2 separate regions of the Homo sapiens genome follow, and region 2 is linked to region 1. Evidence: chromatin loops called from intact Hi-C (ENCODE). Cell type or tissue: left ventricle myocardium inferior. All regions are shown on one strand. Each heading gives the region's core, and the rest is flanking DNA. Links, peaks and the distances in the headings are about the cores only.

Region 1 (15,663 bases), core at 1,562-9,561:
CCACCCCTGCTCCTGCAGTAGCGTCAAGCTGGATTAGAGGCTCCCTCCTCGGTTTTCACGGCGCCTTACAGTGATCTCCTTAGAACAGAACTGTCTATCTGTGGGTATCCCCACTCCCTGACCCCAGACTGGCCCCAGTCTGCGAACTCCTCAAGGACAGGGGCTGGGTTTGACCCTCTGTGTGTCCACAGTCCCCCAACCCCGGGCTGGACACAGAACGAGGCACAGAACAAAGTGAAAAATGCCTTTGTGCTTTGGAATCCACAAAGCCCTAAGAAGCTCTCTTATGTCTTTGCCCTTCCCTGTTAAGATTTCCAGTTGCAAAATGTCAGAAGCTCGGTCTCGGGCTTCTAGACCCACCTCTGACCAGAGTCATGACCTGAGCAAGAGCTATCCTGGGGACCCCTGGGACAAGCAGCCCCATGCCCCATACCCCTGCCCATTCTCAGTTCATTTAGTTCAGCAAACACTGAGCCAGGTCTCCCTGGGTGCCAGGACCTGCGTGGGGAGCCATAGCCCCCAGAGTGGTACAGGAGGCAGATGCTACACAAATAACCATCACACAAGTCAGAGATGAGAGATAAGAGGCCGGGCACAGTGGCTCATGCCTGTAATCCCAACACTTTAGGAGGCTGAGTTGGGAGGATTGCTTGAGCCCAGGAGTTTGATACCAGCCTAGACAACATGGTGAGACCCACTGTCTCCAAGAATACCTACCTGGCTAATTAAAAATTAGCCAGGTGCAGTGGTGCGTGCCTGATGTTCCAGCTATTTGGGAGGCTGAGATGGGAGGATCACTTGAGCCCAGGAGGTTAAGGCTGCAGTGAGCCATGCCTGTGCCCCTGCACTCCAGCCTGAGTGACAGAGCAAGACCCTGTCTCAAAGACAGAGAGAGAGAAGATGCAGGCTTAAGGTAGGGAGAGGTCTTTGCCCTTGAAGAGACCTGGGGCTTGGCCTTAGAAGCTTCCAAGTAATGGGCCCAGTCACTCATTTCCCTGTTCAGCACGTGTATCGAGCTTCTGCTATGCATCAGACCCAATGGGAGGCAGGAGGTGAACAAGACAGAAAGAGGTCCTGCCCTCATTTCAGGGGGTAGACAAGAAAAAGGTGGTTGTAACACTAGGGACTGAGGCTGAGGGGACTTGGGAGTCTGTCTGGGGCTTCTATTCCCAGCAGGCTCTGGGATCAGCCTGCCTAGTGCATCTGGAATATCGTACAGGCTCCATCCTCCGCCGCTGGAAGCGGAACTGGTTTGCCCTGTGGCTGGACGGGACCCTGGGATACTACCACGATGAGACAGCGCAGGACGAGGAGGACCGTGTGCTCATCCACTTCAATGTCCGTGACATAAAGATCGGCCCAGAGTGCCATGGTGAGCAGAAGCCCCTTCCTCTGTGGCACCGTGACTGTGGGCAGAGCCTCCCGCTGTCTCCGAGAACACTTGCTGTTGGAAGTCTTTTTGCAGCTTTCAGAGGCATTTCACAGACATTGCTTCTGAGCCTCTGTCAACTCCAATTCAGTTTGGTGTGAGTTAAGAAATAGGTCCTTGGCTGTGTGTGGTGGCGCATGCCTGTAATTTCAGCACTTTGGGTGGCTGAAGCGGGCGGATCACTTGAGGTCAGGAGTTCTAGATCAGCCCGGCCAACATAGCGAGACCCTGTCTCTTAAAAAAAAAAAAATTGGTGAGATGCGGTCACATATGGCTACTGGGGAGGCCGAGGCAGGAGAATTGCTTGAGCCCAGGAATTCAAGGCTGCAGTAAGCTATGATCCCAGTACTTTGAGAGGCATGTAGATTACTTGAGTCTAGAGTTCAAGACCAGCCTGGGCAACATGGCAAAACCCCGTCTCTACCAAAACAAAAACAAACAAAAATTAGCCGGGCATGGTAGTGTGTACCTGTAGTCCCAGCTACTTAAGAGGCTCAGGTGGGAGGATTGCTTGAGCCTGGGAGGCAGAGGTTGCAGTGAGTGTTCATGGCACTGCACTACAGCCTGGGGGACAGAGCTAGACCCTGTCTCAAAAAAAAAAAAAAAAAGAAAAAGAAAAATCAGTCCTTTAGTGCCTTTCTCCTCTGTGCTGTCTCAGAGGTGAGCCAGGCACAGTTCCTGCCCTCCAGGCGCTCGGTACTGGATGAAGACGAAATGAAATTAGGAGGCCCAGAGAAGCGAAGTGGCCCAGAGTCACAGCAAATCTCCACATTCCTCCACCAAGGCCCAGGCCACAGTTCTAACAGGGTAACTGGGAGGTGTGCTGAGGGAAGCCTCAGCATGGAAAGGTTGGAAAGGTTGGAAACGTAGAGTGGAATCCCTCAGAGAGTATATGGGATCAGAGGAGGTTGGCAGTGGCCAGTAAACAGAGCCCAGAGAAGTCAATTCCTATTCCTGTCCCTGCTTTACTGGGGGGACCTGGGGCTTGTGCCTGTGGAAACCCATATATGTGTGTCTGCTTCCAGATGTGCAGCCCCCAGAGGGCCGGAGCCGAGATGGCCTGCTGACTGTGAACCTACGGGAAGGCGGCCGCCTGCACCTCTGTGCGGAGACCAAGGATGATGCCCTGTGAGTCACTCCCAGGAGAGGATGGGGTGGAATCTCGGGGAAAGTTACCATGTGCCCCCTTCTCATTGGGCCTTCTGGTTCTCTGACCGTAGGAAGAGGGCACTAAGGCCAGTCAGCAAGGGAGTCTTATTGGAGGCGGGTGGAGTGGATTTGAAGGGCTTGTGGTGACTGGCATGGCACACAGTGAACTCCTCATGTGGTCTACAGTGAACTCAGGATTGCTGAGGGGGAGGTGTGCACACCTGCCTCAGGTATCTGGTTCCTGGTCTTTAGCGGCCTCTGAGGTGAGCCCTCACCTGAGGGTGATGCAAAGCAGCAGAGCAGCCTAGTGGCACCCTTGCTCCCTTCTTAGAAGATGCCCTGGTGGGGGACTCTGATCTGAGGGGTAGCCCTGGACCTGCCTACAAAGGCAGTCAGCTGCGTCCCAGGCAGGGGCACCCCAATGTCAGATGCATATCCACGTGGCCAGCCTGGGTGTGTCCTTCTCAGGCACCATCTGCTGGCTCACATTCCGTCCCTTCCTACCCTCTGGCTAAGGGGTACATGGCCTTTGCGCTGGAGGAGAGTGAAAGAGATGGGTGTGTGGGAGTGGGGGAAGCTGAGCTCCAGGCAGACAGCACAGAGCCGCCTTGTCCAACCCAGCCAGGTGCCATGGCAACCAACAAAGGCCCCATTGTCCCGTGTCTGCTGGGCCTTCCTGAGGCTCTGGGGTCAGAGCTTTGGGGAAGTGTTTTGTTTGTAGATTTGGGATGTGGAGGGGGACTGGGCTACAACACCCACCCAAGAGTGTCAGAATCTGACATCCCCTGAGAGACCACCCAAGCCCAACCGTCCACTGTATAGATGAGGAAACTGGAACTTCTAGAGGGGACGAGAAGAATGAATTAGCCTAACTTAGTGCTCCATCCATGTGACTGGGGCAGGGGAGGGGTCACTTTTGTCTTCCTGAGGGAGACAAGAGATCTCTCCTTTCATGAGAGACTTGGGCTTGAGGCTGGGTTGGAGAGGAAAGTCTAAAATGTGGGGGCCCAATTCACCCACCCCCAAACTCCCTCCTCATGGTCTGGTGGGATTTGCTTTGCAGAGCATGGAAGACAGCACTGCTGGAGGCAAACTCCACCCCGGTGAGTCTCCCGTTCTCTCCCCCTTTCCCCACCACCTCCATGTGCCATGGAATCATGAGTGACTCAGACTCGGTCTCCACCTGCCAGAAGTTCTCAGTCTTATGTGGATAGGTTTCTGCAAACTCTGATGCCTGAGTCCCAAGTGTTCGGGGAAAGGATAAGGGAGAGCCAACTGGTGCTCAGAGGAGAGAGAGAAGCCTCCATGGAGATTTGCTGGAGGGAGTGGCACATGAGCTGGGGAGAAGGAACTGTCTTTTATCGAGCAACTATTATGTGCCAGGTGTGGTGCAGGTATCATTCCAGCTGCTCCTCACAACAGTCCTGTGAAGTTGGGGTTATTGTTCTCTCTCTGCAGATGATAAGACTGAAGCTCATTCATCCGCACAACAAATATTTACTGAGCTGCTACTATGGGCCAGGTGGTGTGCCAAGTGCCAGGGATCAGAGGTGAACCAAGGAGATATGGGCTCTGCCCACCTGGACTCAGCCTAATGAGAAGCCAGACATGGAACAACTAATTAATTATTCCATTTCAATAGTAATAACAGCTCTGACAGAGATTTGCAGTGTCTGGCCCTTTCATCCAGGTGGTAGTTCAGGCAAGGCTTAAACCGAGGACTGAAGGATAAACAGAAATTGACTGGGTGAAAGGTGTGGGGATCGGGTAAAGGGCACGGCATTCCAGGCAGAGGGATCAGCATGTGCCAAGGCTCTGAGAGAGGTTAAGACATTTGGCAAGTTGAGGAACAGAAGGACAGCTGGGGTGGCTGGTGCTTAGGGAGTGAGTGGGTAAGGAGGGAAGGAGGGTTGGCACGACCAGGTCTTGTGGGCTGTATGAAGGATGTTGGTTTCTGCTAAGAGCACCAGGGAGCCATGACAAGTTTTTGAACAGAGGGATGGCATGATCAGATCAGGTTCAATTTATATTTTTAAAAAGATAATTGTTGTAACGTTGGGGCATGTAAAAAAAAGGGGGTAGTCTGTCAGTTTATGAAATTTTGTTGTAGAAAAAAGGAAAAAAAAAAAGATAGTCTGGCTGGTAGGTAGGGAATGGATTATAGAGGGTAACTGCAGACACCCAGAGGCCACTTAGGAGGCTGGGACAGTGTCCGGGCAACAGACTGGAGATCTGGATTAAGGCCTTGTTGGCCGAGACAGGCTGATGAGTACAGGACATATTTAGGAGATGGAGTCAACAGAGCTTGTGACTGATGGAAGTGGCGGTTTGAAGAGCCGCCCAAAGCCCAGCTTGGCCTCCACCCCCATCTGCCTGACTCCAGAATCTGTGCTTGCTCTTTCTCTGTATGGCACAATGGAGCCCCCTCTCACCTATAGAGAAAGTCCGTTGGGAAGTAGCAGGGGAGACCTGGATGCATTTAGAAACCTCCTCAGGCATCCACGTCCTGAGTGCCAGGCATCATGCTAAGCCCCTGGCAGCAGTGACATCATTTCATCTTCCAACAACCCTGGCAGGGCAGCTGGGTGGGGGTTGGTATTATTAGTCCCATTTTACAGATAAGGAAGCCGAGGTTCAGAGAGGGGAGGTGACTTGTCCAAAGCTTATACTCTTAAGTCAGTGGAAAAGCCTACCATGGAACCTAGGTCAGTGAGATTTTGAGAGGAGGGCGTTATCTGCAGAAGTAGCTGCATGAGCAGAGACAGAGAAGTGATGTGTGCACATGTGTGTGTGCACAAGTGCTTATGCACATATGCATGCGTCTAAGGGCCCAGAGTCTGCCTGGCTGGAGAGCAATTCATGAGGCGAATGAAACAGGAGAGATGACCTCTGAGGTCATCGGGGCCAGCTCATGATGGGCCTCAAAGTCCAGTTGGAAGAAATGGACTTTCCCTGAGGCCTGTAGGGAGCAATAAAGGGCATTCAGCAGCGAGGGCTGTGGTCAGATTTTGGGGAGCAGACTCAGGCTTCCAAGTGGCGGGTGAATTGGAGAAAGCTGGGAGTAAGGAGGCTACAGCAGTAGTCTGCAGGGTGGAGGGACCCAGGTCAGGCTACCCTGGCTCTGAGCTCCAAAGCCTCTTTATGTGGGGCAAGTCAGTTCCACCAAAGAGAGGCGGAGGGAAGGAGGCAAGGGTGACTGTCTGCACTCTGTGACTCTATGAAGCGGCCTCGTCCTTCTCTGCCTGTCCATCTCCTGTGGCTCTGCTGACCCTTCTCTCTGCCCTGGCCTCTATTCTACCTCCCACTACTCCACATATACACGTCCTTCTGTGCCCGGGCTTACTAGAGTCGGGGTGTATTTGTGCCTGTGTCTACCTATCTTTGTGTGTTCACCTCTGTTTATGGGCTTCTCTCTGTAGCCTGTGTGGGAATGACCTGCCCTTTGTCCTCCGACATGCTGGAGTTCATACCTCACTCCAGGTGGAGGCTCCAGGAGCCCCTAACACCAGCTTTACTGGGAACACAGGGCCTGGGGGCACAGCTAGGGACGAGGCTGGGGTGAAGCGGACCAGGTGGGCTAGAGGACAGAAGGGAGTCGCCCTGTCCTCCCTGGAGACTGGGAACCCCAGCAGGATGAAATAGGGGAGGGTGGGCTAATTCTGGAAAGAGACTACTTGTCCTTCTTTTCTGCGTAACTTTGGCAGTCATCAGCATTCTCTGAGCCTCCCCCGTTACCATGAGCTGAGGAGAAAGAGGATGCTCCCTGCCACAGCCCAGCTGGCGGAGGGCTCTGGTAGGGTCTGGAAAGAGCTCTTGAGTCTCTTTAGGTGTAGAGGGCCTCTGACACCCCCTCCCTCCCTCCTCCTTCTTGGGTTTCTGTGGCTTGAGCAGGCCCCAGCTGGAGCCACCGTCCCTCCCAGGAGCCGCCGGGTTTGCTCCAAGGTCAGGTGTGTGACCCGCTCGTGGAGCCCCTGTAAGGTTGAGAGGCGGATCTGGGTAAGTGCTGGCTCGGCCCTCCCTGCCTCCATACTGGCCACCAGGATGAGCCTCCAAAACCAGGCCCAGTCCATCCCTTCCCTGTGACAAACATTCCATGGCTCCCTATCACCCACAGGACACAAACCAGCTGCTCTGCTGTACCCTCTGTCCCCAGCCACACCAGACCTTTTCCCTCTGCCAGCCTTCGCACATGCTGTTCCCTCTGCTGACAAGACCTCAGTTTCCTCATTCACCTGACAAACTGATGCTCATCCTGTAAGGCCCACCTCAAAGGCTGCCTGCCACCTACTCAGTGGGGACTTCCTAGACCACTAGGCATCGTCATTCCCTCCCTCAGCCTAGCGGCACCAAGGCTTAGTGCTTTCTTCATTCTGCCTGGTTTCAGAGCTGGTTTATTCCTGTCTGTGTAGTCTTCCATGAGGCCTAGAACTTCCTCCAAGGCAAGAATGAGGCCTGATTGCGCTGCCTCTATGGAACTTGGCACAAGGCTAGGTAAATGGCACATGCTCAATTAGTGCTCGATGATGGGGAGTCTATGCTGACCTTTCTTACACAGTGGGGCTCAGGGAATGTTCACTGAGTGAGCAAAGGAAGGAAGGAGGGAGTGAAAAACTTCCTTTATAGCAATACTACTACATAGTCTAATTTAGTCTAGGTCTGTCTCCCCTCACCCTCAATGTTTCTTGAAGGCAGGATCTGGCCTGAATCTTTTCTCTGTCCCCAGAACTCAGCACAGGGCCTGGCATGGGGTGGGTGGCAGGAGGGGGCTTGAGTGAGAGTACCTGTGATCTTATAGTCAACTCTGAGCTCATCTTACACAGTGGTGCTCAGTGTGGCTATGTATCAGGATTGTTTAGGAACTTACAAGCACTAATAACAAGTATTCATGTTCCACCTCTGGATGTTTTAATCTGGCATGGGGCCTAGGCCTAGGAAACCTGTAGTTTAAACCTGTCTCCTGGCCAGGCCTGGTGGCTGACACCTATAATCCCAGAACTTTGGGAGGCTGAGGCGGGCAGGTTGCAAGGTCAGGAGTTCAAGACCTGCCTAGCCAACATGGTGAAACCCCATCTCTACTAAAAGTACAAAAATTAGCAAGACATGGTGTAATCTCAGATACTCAGGAGGCTGAGGCAGGAGAATGGCTTGAACTCAGGAGGCGGACGTGGTTGCAGTGAACCAAGATCACCCCACTGCACTCCAGCCTGGGCAACAGAGTAAGACTCCATCTCAAAAAAAAAAATTGTCTCCTGATGACTCTGATGTGCAGAATCACTAAGCCTAGAAGTGCCTGGGCCACCAAATTGTATAGATGTGGCACTGTTAGATCCTCAGTGGCTTGGAGAGGTTACCTAACTTGATCAGGGTCACTCAACTCATCAATGGCAGGTCTGGGACTCCCAGCCCATCGTTCTGAGGTATTTTCCATGCCCAAACTAGGATGCAAGTTTGTTTAAAGTGGGGATGTCAAAAACTAGGATTTAACAGACTGTAAACCTAATAACACAACAGCTCAGCTAAGGGGAGTCATTTGCATGTGACCCCCTGATTGGTCAACACTGGTTGTACCCACAAAGTAGCTGGGCCTCTGGAGAGGGAGAGGCAGGTTCAAACCCTCAGGTTCTGCCCATGGGTCTCTGGGCTGTCCCTATTTGTTGCCAGGTGACTTATAGGAGTTTACTTCTGGGCCTCCCAGACGTGGAGAGTAAAAACAGGTGCCCTCGAGGGATATGGGGTGCTCCACCCTCTCCAGGGCCTCCCAAGGCCACTGGCTCACTGTGTAGCAGCAGGGCAAGGTGGAGGCTGTGGACCTCAACTTCCCCACCAATAAAATTGGACCTGAGAGCTTAGATCCCTCCAACCCCTTTTGGGCCTGGAGCCTGGATCTTGGCACTGCCTACCAGAAATCCCTATTGGATCACTGATGGGGAGGGAGCACCGTAGAGTTCACTGACTTACGACATTGCTTGTCTGAGCCTCTTGCATTGTCTTGGGACTATATGTTTTCCCTGACTTGAAACTGAACTCAGAGTTGGGCAACCTTAGTTCCAGTCTGGCCCTGTATTTGATTCACTGGAATGAATTCAATAAACATTTATTAGGTACCTGCCATGTTCCAGTCAGATCTGATTAGACCCAGTCTCTGCCCTCAAAGGCATCTCCAAGTCTGATGGGAGAGACACAGGGAAACAACGTGAAGACAGCATGATCGGTGCTGTGATGCAGGGACATCCAAGGGCTGTGAGTGTCCAGATGGGACCCCAACAGAACCTGAGGTTCAGGGAGAGTGATGCTTGAGTTGAGTCTGAAAGACAGGTTGAATGAGGTGAGAAGCATATCCCTAGCAAAGGAAAATGGCATGGAGATTTGAAATCACAAGGTGTGCTTGGAGACCTTCCCCTTACCACCAAACTTCTTGAAAGAGATGTCATGACATGGGGATTGCATCCTTCACCTCTCAGCCTTTCTTCAACCCTCCATAGCTTGGCTTTTCCTACTCAGCAACTCCTCTGAAAAGTTTTTTCAAGGTCACTCACAACTTCCAAGTTGCTAAAACCAGTGGCCTATTATCTTGGAATTGGCCAAAAGAATGGGCAGAAGAACACATTTAGAAGATAAAATCACGAGACCTGGTGGCTGATGTGTGGAAAGCAGATGTGTGAAGACAAGGGCAACAACCTGCTTTCTTTCCTTCTTTCTTTTTCTTTCTTTCTTTCTTTTTTTGAGACAGGATCTCCCTCTGTTGCCCAGGCTGGAGTGCAGTGGTGCAAACACTGCTCACTGCAGCCTCGATCTCCTGGGCTCAAGTGATCCTTCTGCCTCAGTTTCCCAAATAGCTGGGCCCACGGGCATGCATCACCACACTCAGCTAATTTTTTAATTTTTTGTAGAGACAGGTTCTTGCCATGTTGCCCAGACTGGTCTTGAACTCCTGCATTCAAGCAATCCTCCCGCCTCAGCCTCCCAAAGTGCTGGGATTACAGGCATAAGCCGCTGTGCCTAGCCTTTCTTGATTTGAGTGCATGGTGATGGCATGTACTGAGAGAAGCATTTATGGGGCTGGGTACTTTGGGAGGCCAAGGCGGGCAGATCACCTGAGGTCAGGAGTTCAAGACCAGCCTGGCGAACATGGTGAAACCCTGTCTCTACTAAAAATACAGAAAAATTAGCCAGGCGTGGTGGCAGGAACCTGTAATCTCAGTTACCTGGGAGGCTGAGGCAGGAGAATCGCTTGAACCCGGGAGGCGGAGGTTGCAGTGAGCTGATACCATGCCATTGCACTCCAGCCTGGACAACAAGAATGAAACTCTGTCTCAAAAAAAAAAAAAAGATTTATGGGAAAAGCAACAGTTTTAGCAGATGGAGAAATGTTGCAATCATCTTGAGATGAGTGGAGTTTGAGACACCTGGACTTCTAAGGGGAGCTGGACTGTTCAGGTGTGAATCCCAGTTAGAGAGAGATACAGGGTGGAATGGGGCTAAGAGGAAAGATCCAGAAGAGAAGGGGATCCTGACCCCTCTCCAGGTCTGCTCCCCCATGGGTAAAATGAGGGGTTTGGAGTTTCCATTTAATTCAGCACATAGTTCTTGGTTCCTGGTATGCACTTGGCCCTGCTGGTGACACAAACAAATCAGAGTCCTTGTCTACAAGCAGCTCACATTTGGGCTGCAAGAAAGGCCAGGAGAAAGGATAGCAACAAGAGGCACAAGCAAGATCCACAGAATTCAGGGAAAAAAAAAATTCTTCCTGAGACCAGGAGAGCTTCCTGGAGTGGAGTGGGTGACCGTTGAGCTAGGCTTTGAAGGGTTGGCAGAAATCTAATGGGAGAGAGGGGAGGGCAGGGAATGCATTCCAGAGAGAACACTGACCATTCTCTGAGCCTCAGTCCCCAACCCTATGGTCATGTGGAGCTAATACCTGCTTTAAGGATTAGAGGTGGTGTAACACACGTGATCACTTCCTTCAGGACCTGGTACATAGTAGGTGCTCAATAATCGTTACAGCCTAGTGCAGCCTAACAATTTTGGGTCAATGATGGACCACATATACAAAGGTGGTTCCATAAGATTATAATGGAGCTGAAAATTTCCTATCACCTAGTGATGTTGTAGCCATGATAATGTCGTAGGGCAATGCATTACATTTTCTACATTTATATATGATTAGTTAGATAACAAATACCATTGTGTTACAATTGCCTACAGTATTCAGGGCAGTAGCCTGCTGAACAGGTTTGTTGGCTTGGAGCAATAGGATATACCATATACTCTAGGTGTGTGCCACCTAGGTTTGTTTGTAAGTACACTCTATGATATTCACATAACTAAAATTGCCTAAGGACGCATTTCTCAGACTGTATCCCTGTTGTTTAAAAGACGCATAACTGTATTTTAGTTACTTCTCATCCCTATCCTTCCTTTCCCTTCCTTCCTCCCCAACCCCTGTTTATTTCCTGGGCCTGGGGCTTGGCCATGTTCCCCTCCTTGTGACTAGTAGAGCTGGGTCTTTCAAGTGGCATTATTGTAGAGCTGCTAGCAAATATTAGACTACCTATAAGGAGAAATTGGGAGCCATAGAGAATTTTTTGAGCTAGGTGGGAGGCCAGAGTTGGAGAATGGGTGTCACTGGGAGCTGGATGTAGGGCAGAAGTTTTAGAGGACCGTGGACCTTGTGGGGAGGGCAGGGCCTTTCTCCAAGAGCTTGCTAGTGGCTGGAGGCCCATTTCTAAACTTGGGGAGGTGGCTCCATGGATCCCAGAGAGGCCTGTGCCAGGCGTGGGGGTAGGGGACCAAATCCGGGCCAGGGAGTTCCTGGGCACCTGACATGGTTGGATTCCCCAGGTGCGCGTCTACAGCCCGTACCAAGACTACTACGAGGTGGTGCCCCCCAATGCACACGAGGCCACGTATGTCCGCAGCTACTACGGACCGCCCTACGCAGGTAAGTCTCCAGCGTGCCCCGGGGCTTGCCTCGATCCAGCACCGATTCAGCGCCAGGCCCAGCCCACGGTCCGTAAGTCCGGACCAGGCTTCATCCTTTTAGCGTGCACGGATTTTCCCAGGCAGAACTCTCCGCAAGCCCCTCTCCATCCTGAGACTGGGAGAGCTCTGGAACCAGCGTTCGTCTCGAGCTGACCTCACCCTTCTGGGATGGCTCCTCAGCCCTGCGGTCGGCAATACCCATTCCTGAGCCGGTAGCGGCCCCTGGTGGCTACTGCGGGAATGCTGCCTCCTCCCCGCTCTGGGGCCTGGCGGTTGGGAATGCCCATCGTTAGGCGCCTGGTGGTTGTGCTTAGCGATCTCAGGGTTTCCTCGCTGCTCCGCCCTAGCCTGCCGTAGCGGACCCGTAGGTTCCGGGACATCCGTAGCCGATCCAAGGCCTGGGAGCCGTAGGGTGGAGCTCTTCCCGCGTCTAGATCTGTTCTTTGACTGGGGAGCAGGAGAGTGGGTTCGGCGCCTTACACTGGGTTGGGCTGGAGTGATGCAGGAAGGGTACGAAGATCACTCTACTCCCTCCTAAGTCGCTGATCCTCATGGGCTGTCTCCCTCTGCAGGCCCTGGCGTGACGCACGTGATAGTGCGGGAGGATCCCTGCTACAGCGCCGGCGCCCCTCTGGCCATGGGCATGCTTGCGGGAGCCGCCACTGGGGCGGCGCTGGGCTCGCTCATGTGGTCGCCCTGCTGGTTCTGAGCCCTGGGACTCGGAGCACTGACCCCTGCGCTTGGATTGCTAGACTCCTCTTCCTCCTGGACCCCATCCTCTACCATCCAAGCCCTGTCCCACTTTGGCCCTATCCTCTCCATTAGCTCCTTCCGGGTTTGGACCATTCCCCCCACTCCCTACCCTTAATCCCCACATGGGAAGAAGCTATCATCACAGGTACAAACATCGCTTGAAGTCTTCACATCTACCACTAGACACCCCCAAAATCTGTTATAGACATTTATGGATACATTTCCTCTAAACACAACAGGGCACAGCAAATACGACTTCATTTGGCTTCGAGTTCCCCAGGCGCTGTAGACACAACATGAATCGGGCTCTCTGCTCTCTCCTTAGGGAGCTCGAGTCCTGGTGGGGAGAACAGGAGTAAACAAGGACTTGACAAAGCTGAAGAGTTATCAGTCCTTTGACAAGGACAGGTGGGGCAGGGAGCAAGACAGGTAGGCTGGAAGAACAGTTATTGGCAAGTATGCAGAGCCGTGAACGTCATGGCATGTCCAAGGAATTAAATGGGAGTTCATTTGGGCTGGGGTGGAGGCTGGGATCAGACCGTGGTGGGCCTTCAAGCTAAGGAGCTTCCTAGGTGAAAGGGGAGATGTGAGCCTTCTCTGGAGGGAAGTTTCATGATTGCATCTATAATGAATATATTGCCTGTTTTGTGAATACTGACACATGTCCATACCTAAAACACTCCTGAGTCAAGTCCCATCCTTCCCACAAACAGCTTCCTGGCTGGTACCCATGATAACAATTGAGCTGAACCTGGGGACCCCTGGTTGGGGAACAGGTGAGTTCTATTTGAGACTTCCAGCCCTAGAAAGCTGCCTCCGTCCAGAAATGCCTCTCACACCAGGAGCTCGGCCCTCTCTTTGTAGCTGTGACTGTCACCCTCTCAGGCTTTGTCTCATCCTTCATTCTGAATAAGATGGCAGTGTTCTCCTCTGGGGCCTGATCCACCTCTACACCAGCCCAGGAAGCCCCATCTGTGCCTGCCCTCAGGTGGTCCACCAGTCTCCCCCTTTGGTTCCCTTCCAGTCTCTTCCCCCTTTCTATCCCAATCACCAATAGAAATGCTAACATCCCTGCCTGGTAGCCAGACTAGCCCACTAAAGCTCCCCTGTAAATGGGGGCTCCATTAGTTCTGCTGCCGAGACTAATAAAGATTTGGTTGGCTCTAGCAGTAACTGTGGCTTGCTTTGTTCCCCCAGAAGGCCCTGTTTCCCTCTCCATGATCCAGCAGCTACTAGTGCCTTCACTGGTCTAGTGAAAAAGAGTGTGGATTCTGAGATCAGTTGGAACTGGTGACAGCATATTAGCTGAGTCATTTGGGGCAAGTCACTTAACCTTTCTGGATTTTGTTTTCCCTACACTTAAGGTAGCTGGTTGAAGTTGACCATTCCTGAGGGCTCAAGAGGAGGGACTGCCTTGGAGTCTCTGTTGTCTGAGCTGATGGATGATCCAAGCCAGGTCCTGCCTGCTTTCTGAGAATCCTGTTCATGTTGGAGTCTTTTCCAGTAGGTTCCCATCCTTCTAGAGTTGAATCAATGAATTGTTCTCATAGAAAACCAGGTGGTCAGGAAAGGAAACACCATCATCCTGCATCAGGCTTCTTGGGGCTGTCAGATAGAAACTCCCTGTTCAAACTGATTTAAGCCAAAGGGAAAAGGTTAAGCCACATAACTGAGAAGTCCAAGAGCTGTGTGATCCAGGGGCTCAAAGAGTGTCACTTAGACTTTGCTTTGTTTCCATCTTTACACCTGCAGGGCTGGCTCATTTGGAAGCTGCAGTGATGTTCAGCAGCTCCAGGCTAATGCCCTCCTGAGTTCAAGTCCAACCAAGAGAATTTCTCTTCCTCTAACAGTATGACTGAAAGTCCTGGGCCTGGTAGACATCAGTCTAAATTGGGTCCTGTGGCCATCCCTGCATCAACCCCAGTGGTCTGGAAACGGATGGTCTAAAATAACAGGGCTTACAGCAGGGGTGGGATGGTGTCCCAGAGGAAATTCAGGGCACTGTTCCCAGAAGTAGGATGAATAGATGAAAGCTGGTTGGCAAAAATATCAGGTATTCACCTCAGCCACAGTTCCAGAGACACCAACTTAGAGGTGAGACATGTATAAAAACAGCAATGATTGAATGAAGTTACAGAGGAACGTGGTGCAGTTGGAGCTCTGAAGAGGAGGCATGCAACTCTGCCAAGGGAACTAGGGAAAGCTTTGGGACAGGAAGTGGAAATTTATTTTGAACCTTGAAAAATGAGTAGGAGTTTGCCAATCTGAAAAAGTTGGGAGAGCTTTCCACACAGAGAACAGATGGAAGAAATGGTATGAGCAAAGGCATTAGAGGCTTGAGAGCACCCTGAAGTTCAGGAACCAGTCTCATGCTATAGCAGGTCGCATGGTGAGAGGTGGTGGATGAGGTCAAACTATAAGGAACCTCTTGGGCCAGGCTACTGAACACAGGGCATAGTCCAGTATGTGGCCCCGGCTTAAGGACAAGCATGGATGCAAGAGGAGCCTCTTGAGAAAACCAAGGTCTGTTAGCATTTGTGCAGTCAGAGGTTACATACCCTGGGTATCCTAAGGCCTGTACTGTGTTCAGGGGACCCAGCAGTGCATCAGACCCAGTCCATGCTTTGGAACTTCAGCCTTAATTTTTTCTTTTGTTTTGCTCCCCTCCTTTCTCCTCCTCACAGCCTTAATTTTTTCTATTTTTGTCTTTCCTCCTCCCCTCCCCTCCCTTCCCCTCCCTTCCCCCTCCCTTCCCTTCCCTTCCCCTCCCCCCCTCCCCCTCCCTTCCCCTTCCATTTCCTTCCCTTCCCCTCCCCCACTCCCCCCTCCCCCTCCCCTTCCCCTTCCCTTTCCTTTCCTTCCCTTCCTTTGCAGCAGTGAGAAGTGGGGAGAGAGAACAGAGTTTGATCTGTAACTGACTATGAACAGTCAATTGAGATAACTCACTACCTTCAGCCCAGCCTCAGCCTTAATTTTCTCCCAGATGGACCCAGTTACCCTGTCAGTCCTTTAGTGGCATCCCCATTACGCCATCTCATTAGAGGGTGTCCTGCATGCTCCTGCAGGGACATCTCTGAGTTTGGCTCTGGGAATGACCTTTCCTCTTACTCTCCGGCACAGTCTCAGGACTTTTAGAGATCAATATGTAGGAAGAGCCCAAGCTATCTAGAGTCCTTTCCCAAGAATGTGGGTTAAACAAGGATCAGGGAGCTGGCTGGGCAGGGCATTTGAGATCAGACAGAGCTGGGGACATTGCCATTCATTGCCCAAAGCTTCCCCTGCTTTATCTCATAGGTCTTTGCAACAACCCCATGGGCCTGGTGTTACTATTCTTATTTTACCTACAAAGA
Region 2 (15,663 bases), core at 5,096-13,095, 300 kb before region 1:
CACACCTGGCTAATTTTGTATTTTTTTTTTTAATAGAGATGGGGTTTCTCCATATTGGTCAGGCTGGTCTCGAACTCCCAACCTCAGGTGATCTGCCCGCCTCAGCCTCCCAAAGTGCTGGGATTACAGGCGTGAGCTACCGCGCCCGCCCGAAACTGGTCTTAAAGGAAAAGAAAAAGCATTACTAGGAGAGGGAAAAGGCATGGGCCAAGACCCTGAGGCAGGAGAGGGCATGGTCAGTTTCTGGAAGTTAAAACGGAAGTGGCTGGAGCACATCAAGCAAAGAGATGAGAGGAGTCGACAGATGGGCCTGGCTTGAGCTATGGGGTCAGGATGTCCACTGTGCAGGAAACTCAGGGGAAAGCAGGTTTGGGAGAAGGAGTCAGCTGGGGGCTTGGTGAGCGTGGCAGCGTGCAGCACACTAAAAGGCATGAAGTTGGCCAGGGCTGAGGCACAGCTGCAGGGTGCTTCAGAGCCCCCCCATCTTGCTGGGTGGGAGCTGGTGCAAAAGCAGGTTGCTCGCCCCCACCCCTCAGTCCAGATTGAGTCTAGGATAGGTTCTGCTGTCACTCTGGGCTTTCAAGCAGCACGTTATGAGGATCCTGCTTGGAGACAGTCTAGGGGTGCACAGTCTAGGTACGGGAGCACAGTCTAGGGGTGGGAGCACAGTCTAGGGATGGGAGCACAGTCTAGGGGTGGGAGCACAGTCTAGGGGTGGGAGCACAGTCTAGGAGTGGGAGCACAGTCTAGGGGTGGGGCGGATGGACAGGGACAGGACTGGAACCCTCCAAGATGGTCCCAGGTATAGGACACAGGACAAGCTGGATCCGGGCAGGGGTAGGGATGATTCAAGGTGGGTGATTTGAGTGATAGCTGCCCTCCTTCAGGCCCAAGAGCTCCTCCCTTGGGTGGAAGACCAGGGATGTGTATGTGTGCACATCTCTAAATGTCCGAGCCTGGACATATGTGCCTGTTTCTGCTGGCAATAGTTATGTAAACACAGAAGCACTTGTCTGGGCGCAACGATGGATCATGTTCGTTTCTGTCAAGGTTCAGGTCTGTAAGGGACTGTGTTGATGTGGGTGCACTTGGCCTGACCCCCTTGTGCATACGGGTCCAGGCCTGAGGGCAGGTTTCCATGAACGTGGCCTATTCCGTGTAGGTGTGTTCGTGCCCCTGTGTGTGTCCCGTGCTCCGTGGCTCCTCGGTGGGAAGCTGCGTTCAGCGTGTGCCGGCGCTGGGTACAGGTGCGGACGGAAAGTACATGTCGGCGCCTTTGTCCACGGGTGTGCGCCGACTTGTGTCCTGGGGCGGGGGATGGGTCCGTGAGCGGACGCTGCCGCGTGGGGGAAGGGGCGGGTGCGAGGGCAGCCCAGAGCGTGCTGGGGGAGATGGGGCGGCGCGGAGAGGGCGGGGACCCTCCTCCCCACAACGGGGCCGCGCGCGCCTGGCTCGCCGGGCGCACTCCCAGCGCGGAGGAGGCAGCAGCGCCGCCGGCGGCCGGGCCGCAGCGCTCAGATCGACGCTGGAACTGACCACCGCGACCGCCACTGCGGCTGCCGCCGCGGCCGGGCTGAGCCCTTAGGGAGCGAGAGTGGGAGGCGGCCCCTGACTCCGCGCTGACCCCCGCCCCCCGCCCCGCCGCCACCCCGGCGCCCCCGCCCCAGCGGCTGGCCGGCCGCATGCTGCAGATGGTGAAGACCCTGGCCCAGTTCACCATCGCGCTGGAAGACATGCGCGATATGGGCCCAGCCGCCGCCTCCGGGGAGCCTGCCGGGGGCAGCAGCACTGACGCCGAGGAGCCTGGGGAGGCCCAGGTACGGGGAGGGGGAGGGGCAGCCAGGGACCTGGGCCATGGCCTAGAACTCAGCCGACCCAGGAGCCAACCCAGGAGACGGTGGGGGGAGGGGAGGCATGGGGCGCAGGGACTCTCTGTGACCGGGGATGGAGACCTGGAGATTGCCGGTGAGGAACCCTGGCAGGCGGTGGTGTGGCTGGCAGGGCGCTGAGGGTCAAGGCCTGGTGGCACTCCGCTTGCAGAAGTGCCTGTAGAAGCTGAGGCTGTCGCCAGTGTTATCCTGGGTCCACAGGCTCAGGAAGGAGAGGTTTTCCCAGCCCTCCTCTTAGGCTTGAGGTGGCCCTGGTGTATGTGTGTGCTGGAAAGTAGAGTCAGTTTTGCACCCCCACTGCCATCCTCTCCCTGCCGCTGGGCCTGCTGGCCCTTGGAGGAGTCATGCTGCGGTGGGAACAGCAGCGTCCCCGTTCTCGCTCAGTGTGTGTACCCCTGCAGGGGAGGGGAGGCGTCTTGGGGCTGTTTCCCTGTCTTTGTGTGTCTCTGGGCCTGGACTCTGTGCCATGCTCCCGGCCCCAGTGGGGGCTGTAATTCTGTCCCCTCCCCGTGCAATGATGTGTCTCTCCACAGCCTCAAGTCTCTGAGCTGGCGGGCCTGGTTCTCAGCTGCGTGACCTGGCTGCGTTTTTTATTTCTGTGTGGGGCGGCTTGCCTTTATGGCGTCTCTGTGTGCGTGTCTGTCTTCACACTGTGCCCGTCAGGGTTTCAGTCTTTGGGTTGTGATGCCCCAGTCATCCCAGGAGTGGCCCCCTCTGTCTTCCTGCTGTATCCCCCAGTGCCCACCTCAGTGCCCGGTGTAGCGAAGGTCTGGGGATGGGGCTGGTGAGGGATGAGGGGTGCTGTGGGGAGGCTGGGTGTGAAGGGCTGTTCTGCCTGGAACAGGTGGGCCTGCTGTTCAGGCTGACAGCTGCGCTGTCTGCCTCCTGCCTCCCCTGTCCACCCCCGCAACCCCCGCACACTACACCCGTGGTGGGCACGTGTAGAGGGCTGCTCGCGCAGTGACAGGGAGCTGGCCTTGTTTTCTGTGTCTTTACCTGACAGCTGAGTGACAGGCCGCTGTGCTCTGCCGCAGGGAGGAGGCTGGGAGAGGCGGGCATTTGCAGCGTCAGCCTCCCCGTGTCACCCCAGCCTCCCGGCATCAGGCACAGCGCCAGCCCTGCCTCTCAGGAAGCCTCCCTGACCATGACCATTGTGGTGCCCGCTGGGCCTGATGGGCCGTTGTGTGGGCGGGGGAGTGTGGCTGAGGGGCCCAGGGCCGCGCCTGGCCTGGCCCTGCTGTCAGGGAGCTCCCCACGCCGTCTCACTGAGGGGGAGAAAGGGTGGACACTGGTGACCTGCTGCGTGTGGACAGAGCTGCTCTGCTCGCTGCCGCCTTTGCCTTCACGGTGATGGGAGGGCGGGGTTATTAGCTCCATTTCATGGAAGAGAATGTGGAAACAGGGCCATTAGGTGACACCACAGTCACACAGCCAGTAAGGGCAGTGCTGGGGACCTGTGGCCCGTGGCTGCCCAGTCAGTCTGGGCGAGAACTCCAGGGGCTGGGGCCCTGAGAGTCATGAGGTGGCTGAAGAGACCCTGGTCCTTGCTTTGCCACTCACAGGCTGTGTGATCTTGGACAAGTCATGTCACCTCTCTGACATGACCCCTCACCTGTGCAGTGGAAATGGCAACACCTGTGTCACAGAGCTGAGTGTGAGGCTGAAGCAAGACCATGTCTGTGGGGTGCTGAGATGTCCCTGGCGTGGGGTAGGGCAGGATTAGGCATCTGGGCCTGTCCTCGGGAGGCCTTCCTGGCCCTCCACGCTCTCCCAAGTCTCCATCCTACAGTGAGCCTTGCTCGCACTGCCTCCTTCTGGAAGCTGCCCTGGTTTTTTAGAGGTCACAAGAGTACCGAGGATAGATGGTCTGCTTGTCTCCAGAGGCTCTGAGGCTCTGGTCTGCTGTTTCCGGAGGCCCTGAGGTACCTTCCCACCCGTCAGAGCCCAGGGCTGGCAATGGTGGGCTGGCAAGGATGGGGAGAGCCAGCCCCCCTTCCTCCCTGCCCCAAGGGGTGTCCTTCACACCCCCACCACTGAGTTCCTAGCATGGGAGCTCACTTTTCTGAGTGTGCTTCATTATAGGACACTGTGGGGACAGGCCTTGCCCCTGAGTCCCTGGTCAGAGGGCAAGGGATCTGAAGTGGGTGTGCCACAAGCAGAGGGGGAGCAGTGGCTGGGTCAGGCAGGACAGGCCTGGGCTCAGGTCCACTAAAACATGAGCCCTGGGCATAGCAGTGACCAGGACAGCCCCACTGGTTGAGTTCCTACCCTGAAGGACTAGAGGTGGAGGCTGGAGGGATGCCACAGACATGGACACCCTGGCATTGCCATCTGCACAGCACTTGCTCGAACCAGTAAGCCTTGATGGCAGGAACCCGAGATACGGTCCACAGATGCTCAGGCCAAGCCGAGACCTGGGAGGGGAGGGGAGAGAGGAGAATAACCCAGAGATCTGGAGCCTAGAGGAGTTAGGGGCCTTGCCCAGGATCACTCTAGGGCTTTAGAGGGGTCAGGAGTGGAGTCTAGGGGTCTAGGGCTTGGAGTGGAGTCTCTGCCAGAGAAGGGAAGTTGTTGGGGCTGGTGCTATCTGGGAAGGCTTCCTGGAGGTGGGGATTTTGAGGGGAGAGGTGTAGGGACTGGTGGAGAGGAGCAGCAGGTAAGTTCAGTCCCAGGGGCTGAACACAAGGCATCCCAGACAGGGATGAGCACCCTGTGCCTGGGGGTGTGGGTGCAGAGGCTGTGTGACCCCTTGGGGACTCAGTAATTCAGGTCATCAGATCCATAGGTTGGAGGCATCGGTGTCTGGGTTTCCTTTTTCCCCTCCCTAACATGAAGAGAATAATAACATATACCTCACAGGGTGGCCAGGATTATTGAATAATATGTCATGCTTAGAACAGTGCCTGGCGCATAGGAGGGCATAGTTAATGTTTTTAAATGACAGAATTGGGATCCAGCCTTGTCTGAGACTGGCTGAACCCTGATACTGCCCAGCTGTGTGACCTTCAGCACTGACTTCCCCTCTCTGGTCCACAGTGTCTTCCTCTGTAGCAGGGTGATGGTGTCTACTCTTAGGGATGGTGGGCAGCCCAGCCAGGTGGGCATGTCCCCATAGCACTGAGCCTGAAGTTGGGGTCTTCAGAGATGGCAGCTGGAGTGGGTGCTGGCCTGGAGGCATTGTTCTTTGCAAATGTGAAAGGTTATTGATTTTTTTAAAGACCCTTTTTCAATAGCCTGGCAGAGGAGCCAAGAAGTGGGTGGATGGGGCAGGGGCAGAGGAGTGAGTGCCTAACTGTGCAAGGCCACGTGTTTGAGGTGTAAGTCGGGGGCAGGGGGAGCAGCTGAGCAAAGACCTGGCAGAGTGGAGGGCCTGGGGGCCTCGGGGGAACAGCCCGGAGCCCTGGGCGGCAGGAGGGAAGGGCCAGGAGGGCAGGGAGAGGGTGTGGGCGGGTTCTCTGGGCACCATGTGGCTACAGGTGATGGGGTCTGGGGGGAAAAAGACCCCTGTTCACCCTCTGCTCCTGTCCCCACAGGACATGCGGAAGCACGTGGCCATGACCCTGCTGGACACAGAGCAGTCGTATGTGGAGTCGCTGCGCACCCTGATGCAGGTGGGGCTCGGGGCCCACTCCCCTGAGAATGGCCTTTCTGAGCCTAGGAGGCTGTCAGATGGGTGTGAGCAAACCCCTTTCATGGACAAGGGACTGAGGCCAGAGAGCCGTGTCCCTGGCATCCGTCGCCTTTCCATGAAGAACCCCCAGCATGGCCATTCCAGAGAAGGAGGAAGGCTTCTCCCGGGCAAGAGAGAATGCAGAGGGGCCAGGCCACCCCAGGGCAGGCGTCCCTACCCTGCTGTTCTTCCACGTCCCCCTGGCAACCCTGACCCTGAACTTAGATCCGTGAACTCCCTCTGATGTGCCGCCTCCATTGTATTCACTGACTGGGAAGTATGAGTTGAATAGAGTTCAGTATTGAGCACCTGCTGTGTGCAGGCCCTGTTCCAGGTGCAGGAGACACAGGAATGAATAAGAGAGCCCAGCCCCTGCCACAGGAGCTCACCGCCCTGCTGAGTACGTAGTGGAGTATACGGGCACTCTAGAAACATCGAGGGGCACCTGCTAAGCGTGGGGTCAGGGAGGTTTCCTGGAGGAGGTGCTCACTTCCACCATGACCTGTCTTCTCAACAGCAGGAATAGCACATTGCAAAGCCAAGTGAGGCCTGGCACATTCGGAGGTCTACGTGGCCAGCACAGAGCACAACGCGCTGGTCCCATAGCTATGCTGTCGGAGTCGGCAGAGGCCACGCTGTGGGGGCCTAGAACACCAGTTGGAGGCAGTAGATTCTGCCAGGGTCCGTGGATGATCAGCGAAGGGCTTTGAGCAGGGGAGGTGTGTGGCCTGATTCATGCTTCATGAAGTCTGTCTGACAGCTGGGAAGGTGGGTGGCAGAAGAGGAGGTCAAGGCCATTGAGATCCGGCAAGGATAGAGGTTACAGGAAGGGAGTGCTGGGGACAGACACTCAGGAAGTGGACTGGTCAGGCCAGGCGTGGTAACTGGTTGGTTGTGGGGGGCAAGGTGGGGAAGCCCAAGATGATGTCTGGGCTCCTGGCCTCGGATAGGTGGGGCCCAGGGGAGAAGCACAACTGGAGCAAGGTGGTGAGTTCAGGCTCAGACATGAACCTGGGAAGGCCCACAGCCTGGATGCACACATGGCCTGGGGCTGGATGAGTGTGGACCTGAGCTGAAGTGGGGCCTGGCAGTCACCATTGAGGATGAATTTGCCCAAGCTAGCTGGGCAGAGTGACAGCAAAGGGTAAAGGTAGAACCTTCACCCTATGGAAACATCCAGAGCATTCACTCACTCACCATTCATTCATTCATTCACTCACTCCACAAATCCACGGTGAGCCCCTTCTGCGCTCCAGGTAGTGTTCTCTGTGCAGGGGCATTAGTGGTAAGGGCCTGTCTCCTGGAGCTCACGGTCTATGGCAGAGACTGACAGTGACCAGCCAGACATCAACACACAGTGGCATGTGGTGATGCAGAAGTGCACACACAGAGAACCTACACACAACAGGGATACGCCTTAAAAGGAGGGAAATTCTGACATCCTACAACATGGATGAGCCTGGAGGACATGATGCCAAGTGAAAGAAGCCAGTCTCAAAGGACAAGCACTGTCTGATTCCACTTGCATGAGGTTCCTGGGGTAGTCAGACTCAGAGATGGAAGGTAGGATGGTGGGTGCCAGGGAAAGGGTGCCAGGCTGGGAAAGGAGGGAATGGGGAGTTACTATTTAATGGGTGTACAGGGTTGCAGTTTTACAGGATAAAAAGAGTTTTAGAGCTGGATGGTCACACATTATGAATGTATTTAATACCATTGAACTGTACATTTAAAATGGTAAATTTTATATTATATGTATTTTACCATAAAATACAATGCGTTTGTTTATTGTTTTTAAAAAGTGCATGGGGAGATGAGAACACAGAAGGGGGCCTACCCTGGTGTCGGGGTCAGGGAGGGCTTCCCTGGGGTTGGGGTATTTAGCTGAGACCTGAAGGGTGAGTAGATTTCAGCAGAAAGAGCCCGGAGGGATGGCTCCCAGCAGAGGGTATGTCAGGGACAAAGGCCAGGAGGCTGGAAGGAACCTAGAGCAGCAGGGAACCAGAGGTGGCCAGGTGGCTGCAGGAAGGAAGGCTGCTGGGCATGGAGCTGGGCTTTCCTGTGCACGCAAGGAAGCCATGGGAGGATGCAGCCAGAATGCCAGGCAGGAGGAGTAGACATGGCAGGGGCCTGAGGGGGTCCTTTGCCATCCCCTAGATGAGAGTTGGAGGCATTAGGGTCAGACAGTCCAGGGTTGAAGTCACGTGCGTCCTCACTGGGTGATACTAGCCTAATCACCTCACCTTCTCTGAGCCTCAAGTTTGCCTGCAAAATGTAGCTAATCTACCTATCTCCCATCAAGAAGACTTAAAGGTGAGCCAGGCGCGGAGGCTCACACCTCTAATCCCAGCACTTTGGGAGGCTGAGGTAGGCGGATCACCTGAGGTCAGGAGTTCAAGACCAGCCTAGCCAACGTGGTGAAACCTCATCTCTACTAGAAATACAAAAATCAGCTGGGTGTGGTGGCAGGCTACCTGTAATCCCAGCTCCTCCAGAGGCTGAGGCAGGAGAATAGCTTGAACCCGGGAGGCAGAGGTTGCAGCGAGCCGAGATCCTGCCACTGCACTCCAGCCTGGGTGACAGAGCGAGACTCTGTCTCAAAAAACAAAACAAAACAAAAAAAACAAAAGGTGATGACGGCACCCATGCCTGTTCACAGGCAGGAGTCAGGAGCAGTGGAGAGCTGGGAGCAGGCAGGGCTTGGGCATGTCTTTCTACCTCCGCCAAATCTCCCAGACCCGTCCAGGGCTGCACTTGGGAGAGGGTGCAGGACCTGTGGGTGGAGGAAGCCAGAATGTTGGGTGAGCAAGGTGGAGGTGGACAGGAGGGTGTCACGTGAACCCAAAGACCGTCCCTGGAGGCAGCCCTGGAGTGTGGGAGGAGGACTGAGGTCTGGCTCCAGGTCAGGAGTATGACTCTGGAGCCAAGCCACCAGCATTCAAACTTGGCTCCATCTCCTGGCCAGCTGCATGACCCGGAGCATGTCACATAACCAGTCTCTGCCTCAGTTTCCTCATCTGTAGAGAGGGGATAATAATAGACCTGCCTTGAGTGCAGTTAATTAGAGACACATGTTTATAATTTAGCATACTGCCTGCAGCTCTGCAAGCATGGTAAAAAGTTGCATTTAATCTTTGTATTAACCTTGTGAGGTAGATATTATATTCTTTATACAAAGAAACGAAGACTCACAGAGGTTAAGAAACTTGCCCAGGGTCATCCATCTAGTGAGTGGTATTAGTTGACATTCACTGAGTGCCCACTATGTGCCAGGCACTGTTCTGAATGCTTTAGAACAGTGAGTAAATTCATATAAGCCTGACTATAAACCCCATTTTGCAGATGATGCAGCTGAGACACAGAGAAGTAAAGCTGCTTGTCCAAGGTCACAGAGTTAGGAAGTGCCACACCCTGGGTTGAAACCCTGTCATTGTGACTCTGGGTTCTCCCTGTCACCCACTAGTCTACACTGCCTAGAGCACAGTGGTATTCAAATTGAGATTGGACTCCATAGTCCCAGTGTTAACTTCGAACCATCACTGCCCTCACTAATTGATAAGTGTTGTTCCTGCAGGCCAGGTGTTCAAAATGAACAAAGAAGTTAAATAGAAGTTAGGAGCCAGAAGGAGGGAGGATTTGAAACTAGGTCCTAGGGCTACATCCCTTCCTCAGTGTCACCCTCACCCTCTGAGCCTATTTTCAACTCTGACACTCGAAGCTAACAAACGCCCCTTCCCCTGACCACCCTGACGAGTCCCCCTCCCCTTGGCACCCTGATCCCACTTCTCTTTTCCGTAGCACTCACTGTCTTCCACCATGCTGTATAGTAATTTACGCATTTATCGTGCTTCTTTCCTGCCTCCCACCACTCATGTGTCAGCCCCACAGGGGGTCTGTGCAGTGAGATGCCCCAGTGCTGGGCAGGCTGAGCATTGGTGAGTGAATGGGGCATTGGCTTGTGCCAGGTTCCGTATTGGGCTCTCAGTCATTGTTTGTTCTTTCCTCCTGCTGTGTGCCCGCTTCTGTGTGGGGTGCCGGGACCCTGAGGTGAGCGGTTTAGCTGCTGCTCCTGCTCCTTGTGGAGCAGCGGGCCCTGACCCAGCCCAGGAGCTGGCTCACCTGTGGGCAGGAGACTGCCTGCCTATCTCCTCACCATCATCCCGGCCTTTTCAGAATCCCCAGCCAAGAGAGAGGATTCTGTTGAGCTTTACTTTCTCAAGCTTGTTTTACAAAACAAGCCAGATTTTTAAAAATGTTTAATATAAATGTTATTGCAACATCACATATGCTTTTTCAAACAACACCCTCCTGTTTTTTTTAGCCTGCAGTTACAGCGTAGGGCCAGTAGAGGGCGACCTCTCCACAAGCGCACCGGCCCCTGAGCTGGGCTATTAAAGCTAGGGGAACATCTTTGCACGTAGATTTGACGTAAAATAACGGGAGTTTTAGTCACAGACTGGCCAGCAGGTCTGAAATCTGTATAACAGCGTTCAGAAAGTGTCAATAAGAGTCTCCAGTAACTTCCCATGTGGTCTCATGATCTCCCACGACCCTCCCTGCTCTATCTTCACACCATTATCGCCTTATTTATTTATTTATTTAGTCCTCAGGCTGGAGTGCAGTGGCGCGATCTCGGCTCACTGCCACCTCCACCTCCCAGGTTCAAGCAATTCTTCTGTCTCAGCCTCCCAGGTATCTGGGACTACAGGCGCACACCACTAGGCCCAGCTAATTTATTGTATTTTAGTAGAGACGGGGTTTCACTGTGTTGCCCAGGCTGGTGGCGAACTCCTGAGCTCAGGTGATCTGCCTGGCCTCGACCTCCCAAAATGCTGGGATTACAGGCTTGAGCCACCGCGCCCTGCCGCATTATCGCCTTTTAACTGACTACGAGATTTCCATATGTCATCCATTCTGAGACTCGTGGTCTTCGCGTTTTAATATCCCTAAATCAGGGTTCATTCTATAATTGGTAGCATATCATAATTTAATTGGCAACCAGTTTTTCTTAAATATAAAATAATGGCTGGGCGCAGTGGCTCATGCCTATAATCCCAGCACTTTGGGAGGCCAAGGCAGGTGGATCACTTGAGGTCAGGAGTTTGAGACCAGCCTGGCCGACATAGTGAAACCCTGTCTCTATGAAAAATATAAAAAACTAGCTGAGTGTTGTGGCGCAGACCTGTAATCCCAGCTACTCGGGAGGCTGAGGCAGGAGAATCACTTGAACCCGGGAGGCGGAGGTTGCAGTGAGTTGAGATCGCACCACCGCACTCCAGCCTGGGTGACAGAGCAAGACTTCGTCATAAAATAAAATATTTCTTAGATTTGATGAAATATGATATTTTAAAAAATTTCTTCCGTTTGTGTGTTTCATCAGACTAGATCCTAAGCTCTATCAGGACAGGGATTGTGGTCTTTCTTATACATTGCTGTCTCCCAATTCTTAGAACAGTGCCTGGTACGTAGTAAGTGCTCAGTAAATCTTTGCTGAGTTAGTGGTGGGAGGTCTTTCAAGGAGCCCCATCTTGCTTTCCTCATTCCAAGCTCTGTTTGTTCATACATTAAACAAACCTCTTCCTGAGCGTCCTTGCTCCCATCTTGTGCCAGGCCCTGGGCTCAGCGATGAGGGCATGAGCTTAGATCTTCCCATCTCCCTCCTGGAGCTCTTGGTCTCATGAGGGAGATGTGGAAGGCAGGGCGCTGAGCTGCAGGCCCGGGTGATTCTGTGTGCACTCACACAGGGGCCCTGTGTAGGTGTGGTGGGGGCGGCATCTCTGAGGGAGTGTGCACCGACCCTGTGGGTCCTTCAGGGCTACATGCAGCCGCTGAAGCAGCCAGAGAACTCCGTGCTCTGTGACCCTTCACTGGTGGACGAGATCTTCGACCAGATCCCCGAGCTCCTGGAGCACCACGAGCAATTCCTGGAGCAGGTTCGGCACTGCATGCAGACCTGGCATGCCCAGCAGAAGGTGGGAGCCCTGCTCGTCCAGTCGGTGAGTGGCCCCGCTGCTGCCAATTCCCACAAGCACAGGCCCTCCTGGAAGGGGCTGGATGTGGCCACGGACCCCACCCCCACCCATCCCACCTGGATACTGACTCTGTTTCCAGATCTGACCATAGAACTTGGCTAGACATTGGTACTTACCCCAGCCCCTGGGTGGACCTGAACTTGGACACTCCCCTACCCCAAAGCTTGGCCAGACTCTGGCACGGACTCCGACCCCAGCCAGACACTGACTCTGATCCTGGACCCTACCCCGCTCCTGGCTGGCACTGACGTGACTCTAGTCCTGACCCCAAGCTGGTGCGGACGCTGACCCAGACCTCAGATGGATGCTGGTACTGACCTCCACCCTATCTTTACTGGAACCAAAATAACTGCCCTGGTCCTGACCCTGGACTTGGGCTGGATGTTGATGCTGGCTGAGTCTTGACTTTTTCTCCATCAGATATTTTCATCATAATAGCATACCTGTTTGCTAGGCATTGTTCTAAATGTGTTGTATCTATCAACAGCCCTGGTAGGAGAGTGCGTTGGTTACCCTGATTCTAAAGATAGTGACTGAGACATGGAGAGATTGGTAACCTGATGAAAGTTACAGTTAGGAAGTGGTGGAGGACTCAACTCCAGAAAGCCTGGTTCCAGTGCCCCGGCTTCCCCTACCCCATACTGCCTCTCACCACAGGCCAGATCTCCACTGTACACTTGTCAAGCTCCCACAATAGCGAGTGAGATCTTAGAAAAGGTATTGACTTCAGAATTCAAAAAGAACATCGAAAGCAAAACCAATAAGCATTTAATTAAATGCCTGTAAAACATAGCATGCCATTTTCATTCATTGTTAAATTTAGTATTTATAAGAATTTAATTACATTTGAAAAACTTCCAGTTCCATTTTATTTTGCCAGAATTCCCAAGAATACACCATGATGACTGATAAATCATAGCCAAATGCAAACTAAATGGTTTCTCAGAGCCACATAATTTCAAAAGCAAAATTGTAAAAATTCTTGCAAAAATTTTACAAGTGAAAAATTATATCTATTTCTGTGGGATGTATGTTTCAATATATTTGCTATGCTGTGGGGTGGGGCCTTGAACCATCTTAGAATGTCCTTGCTGACCCAGAAACTGATGGGACCAGACAGGGGTGATGGGGTTCCAGCTTGGATTGAGTGCTGATGTCTCCAGCCCATCATCACTCTCAGTGTCAGTAAGCTCAGCCCCCTGCCTGGACCTTGATGCTGACCATGGACTACGGCGAAGCCCTGGACCCGGAGGGGTCAGCACAGGATGCTGTGTCCCAGGGTGGGGGTGGTTGGTGAGGGTTGTCTTCCTCCCTTTGCTTCTTCACACCCTGCCCTGTTCTGTCCAGAGGCAGGGGCACTTGGCACCTTAGAGGGACAGGACTCTGGCCGGGCGCAGTGGTTCACGCTTGTAATCCCAGCACTTTGGGAGGCCGAGGCAGGCAGATCATGAGGTCAGGAGTTTGAGACCAGCCTGACCAACATGGTGAAACCTCGTCTCTACTAAAAATACAAAAATTAGGTGGGCGTGGTGGCATGCACCTGTAATCCCAGCTACTCCGGAGGCTGAGGCGGGAGAATCGCCCGAACCTGGGTGGCGGAGGTTGCAGTGAGCCGAGATCGTGCCATTGCACACTCCAGCCTAGGTGACAGAGTGAGACTCCGTCTCAAAAAAAAAAAAAAAAGACAGGACTCTGAGGGGTACAGAAATATCACTAATGTGGTCACGTAGCTTATCCACAGTACAGTTGAGACAGGAACCCAGGTTTCCTGGTTCCCAGACAAGGCTTCTTACCAATAACCTCCATATTTAGTCCGCCATCAGCATCAAGCAGGTATTAGCCACCAGCTGTATGTCCTGCCCTGAGCTGGGCTTTACTGTGGGTGGGATGGGAGCACTTTTCATGGAGAGGGAGAACTTGTCCTAGGAGATCAGGAGAAGCCAGAGGCCAGGTGGCGTACCAGGCAGAGCTCTAGTCAGGGAAAGGAGTACTTCCGAGAGGAGGCAGAACTGGAGCACAGCCCTGAGGCGGGGCGAGATTTGGATGAGGAAGGGCATTCCTGGTGGGGGGATCTGCATAAGCAAAGGCCAAATGGCTAGAATGAGTCTGTGTCACTCAGAGAATGGGGAAAGGGAGACCTGCCTGGCTGGACTTCGTGAGGGTGGAGGTCTAGGGATGGAAATGCCCAGTTGGAAGTGAGAGAACCAGGTCTGAGCTCACAGGATACATTCAGGTCTACATATGTGCATACATGAACAGTCACACCCAGATAATATGAGCACTCGTATATCCATGTGTACACATGCACATACGCCTAAACACGACCACACTTAGAGCCACAGGACATGTGCCTGATCCCTTAGAGATTGTATCATTTCTAGTTGGAGGGAAAAGATGGTGACTCATGAATCAGTGAAAACTAGGACAGGGTGAGGTGGGGTGAGGGACACCTTGAGGGTCCCCAACCTGCCTCCTCCTCCACAGTTCTCCAAGGATGTCCTAGTAAACATCTATTCTGCCTATATCGATAACTTCCTCAATGCAAAGGATGCTGTGCGTGTGGCCAAGGAGGCGAGGCCTGCCTTTCTCAAGTTCCTAGAGGTACTGTGGGCTAGGGCAGGGGGATGGAGGTGACCCTCACCTTGGGCCAGCTTTGAGGGCCCCAGGAGCTCCCAGCGTGGGTACCATAGTCCCAGCCAGTGGGCCAGCCTCCGCTCTCAGGCTGAGCTGGAGAGGCTTGCTGGGGACCTGTCCCTGGACATAGTCTTCCTGGCATGTCATTCCTCACATGATGCCCATCCATGGGTTTCAGCAAAGCATGCGTGAGAACAAGGAGAAGCAGGCGCTGTCTGACCTCATGATCAAGCCTGTGCAGCGGATCCCACGCTACGAGCTTCTGGTGAAGGTGGGCATGGACCTGGGTGGGCAAGTGGGCAAGGCCTGGAAGCATGGGGGGATACAAGGAGGTCTAAGGCCCCTGCCTCGTTGAGCCTGACATCAGGGTCCCTAGGGGACAGGTAGGAAAGATAGTCCTCTTTGGTGTCTACCCATAGTCCCTCCTGCTCCAGCAGTCTGGGGCCCCAGGGGTAGCTAAGCAGTCAGGTCTGCTCCCCATTCCCACCCCAGGACCTCCTGAAGCATACACCTGAGGACCACCCGGACCATCCACTCCTGCTGGAGGCGCAGCGGAACATCAAGCAGGTGGCTGAGCGCATCAACAAGGGTGTGCGGAGTGCCGAGGAGGCGGAGCGCCATGCCCGTGTGCTGCAGGAGATAGAGGCTCACATCGAGGGCATGGAGGATGTGCGTGCGCCCTGCCCCACCCCACCCTACCCCACCCCACCCACATCTGTGTCCACTCGGCCTCTGTGTGCATCTGTGGCCACCTGGAATCGTGGCTGTGTCCATGTCCGGAACCACAGTGTGTTTGCATCCATGTCTGCCAGCCTCTGTGGCCACACGTCTCCACCTGTCTGTTCTTCCACGTCTGTCTCTGACCTTGGGTCCTGTGGCCTGGCAGCACAAGGGCATTGAGGGTGGGAAGCATGCTGCTTCCATTGGCCTAGCCCATGGAGTGGGGCCGAGGGATCACTGGGATTTTTGGAGGGGATAGGGATTAATAACTGGCCTTCGAGATGCCTTGTCCCTCCTGTCCCACAGCTCCAGGCCCCTCTGCGGCGGTTCCTGAGACAGGAGATGGTCATTGAAGTGGTAAGAAGTGTCCCAGTATCTGTCCGGCTGTCCCCACCTCCTCACTTTGTCCTCTCTTCTGCTCACACCCTCTACCTGCAGGTCTCCCTGCTCTTTCACCCCGAGGGGAGCCCTGGTCGAGTCCCCACTCTGCTCTGACTCTCTGGGAAGCTGGGGAAGAGCCCTCACTCTCCCTGGGTCTCAGTGTCCCCTTGGGCACTATGGGCAGGGGGGTGGGCTTCTGGACTGTGTCCACCCAGCCTGAATTCTGCCTTGGGCTCCACAGAAGGCGATCGGTGGCAAGAAGGACCGGTCTCTCTTCCTGTTCACGGACCTCATCGTCTGCACCACTCTGAAGCGAAAGTCAGGCTCCCTGCGGCGCAGC

The links. Peaks named below come from ENCODE experiments on the same cell type or tissue, not always from the same donor. Only the 100,000 strongest peaks of a DNase experiment are listed, where the experiment ranks them.
Region 2: it touches region 1 in a loop (5-fold over the local background); 45 of 110 quality-filtered maps call a loop at or near these places.

Annotation. Positions count from the first base shown.
Region 1 is chr11:73,649,334-73,664,996 of GRCh38, forward strand. PLEKHB1 (pleckstrin homology domain containing B1) reads left to right here. Exons shown (of 8, transcript NM_021200.3): 3 at 1,220-1,372; 4 at 2,455-2,557; 5 at 3,642-3,681; 6 at 6,470-6,574; 7 at 11,420-11,519; 8 at 12,133-13,486. The coding sequence ends at 12,269. Among named protein-coding and RNA genes, the nearest start is that of PLEKHB1, 11 kb to the left of the region's middle. RefSeq lists enhancers at 10,948-11,792, 11,793-12,635 and a silencer at 11,698-11,869. In left ventricle myocardium inferior, for the core only: no CTCF peak of the experiment used is centred there; DNase peaks (open chromatin) are centred at 3,188 and 4,843; H3K27ac peaks cover 748 bases.
Region 2 is chr11:73,341,461-73,357,123 of GRCh38, forward strand. ARHGEF17 (Rho guanine nucleotide exchange factor 17) reads left to right here. Exons shown (of 21, transcript NM_014786.4): 2 at 5,423-5,500; 3 at 11,370-11,552; 4 at 14,073-14,189; 5 at 14,401-14,493; 6 at 14,715-14,891; 7 at 15,249-15,299; 8 at 15,565-15,663. Among named protein-coding and RNA genes, the nearest start is that of RELT, 27 kb to the right of the region's middle. RefSeq lists an enhancer at 9,094-9,595. In left ventricle myocardium inferior, for the core only: CTCF peaks have their summits at 9,901 (motif pointing right) and 10,108; a DNase peak (open chromatin) is centred at 9,921; H3K27ac peaks cover 408 bases.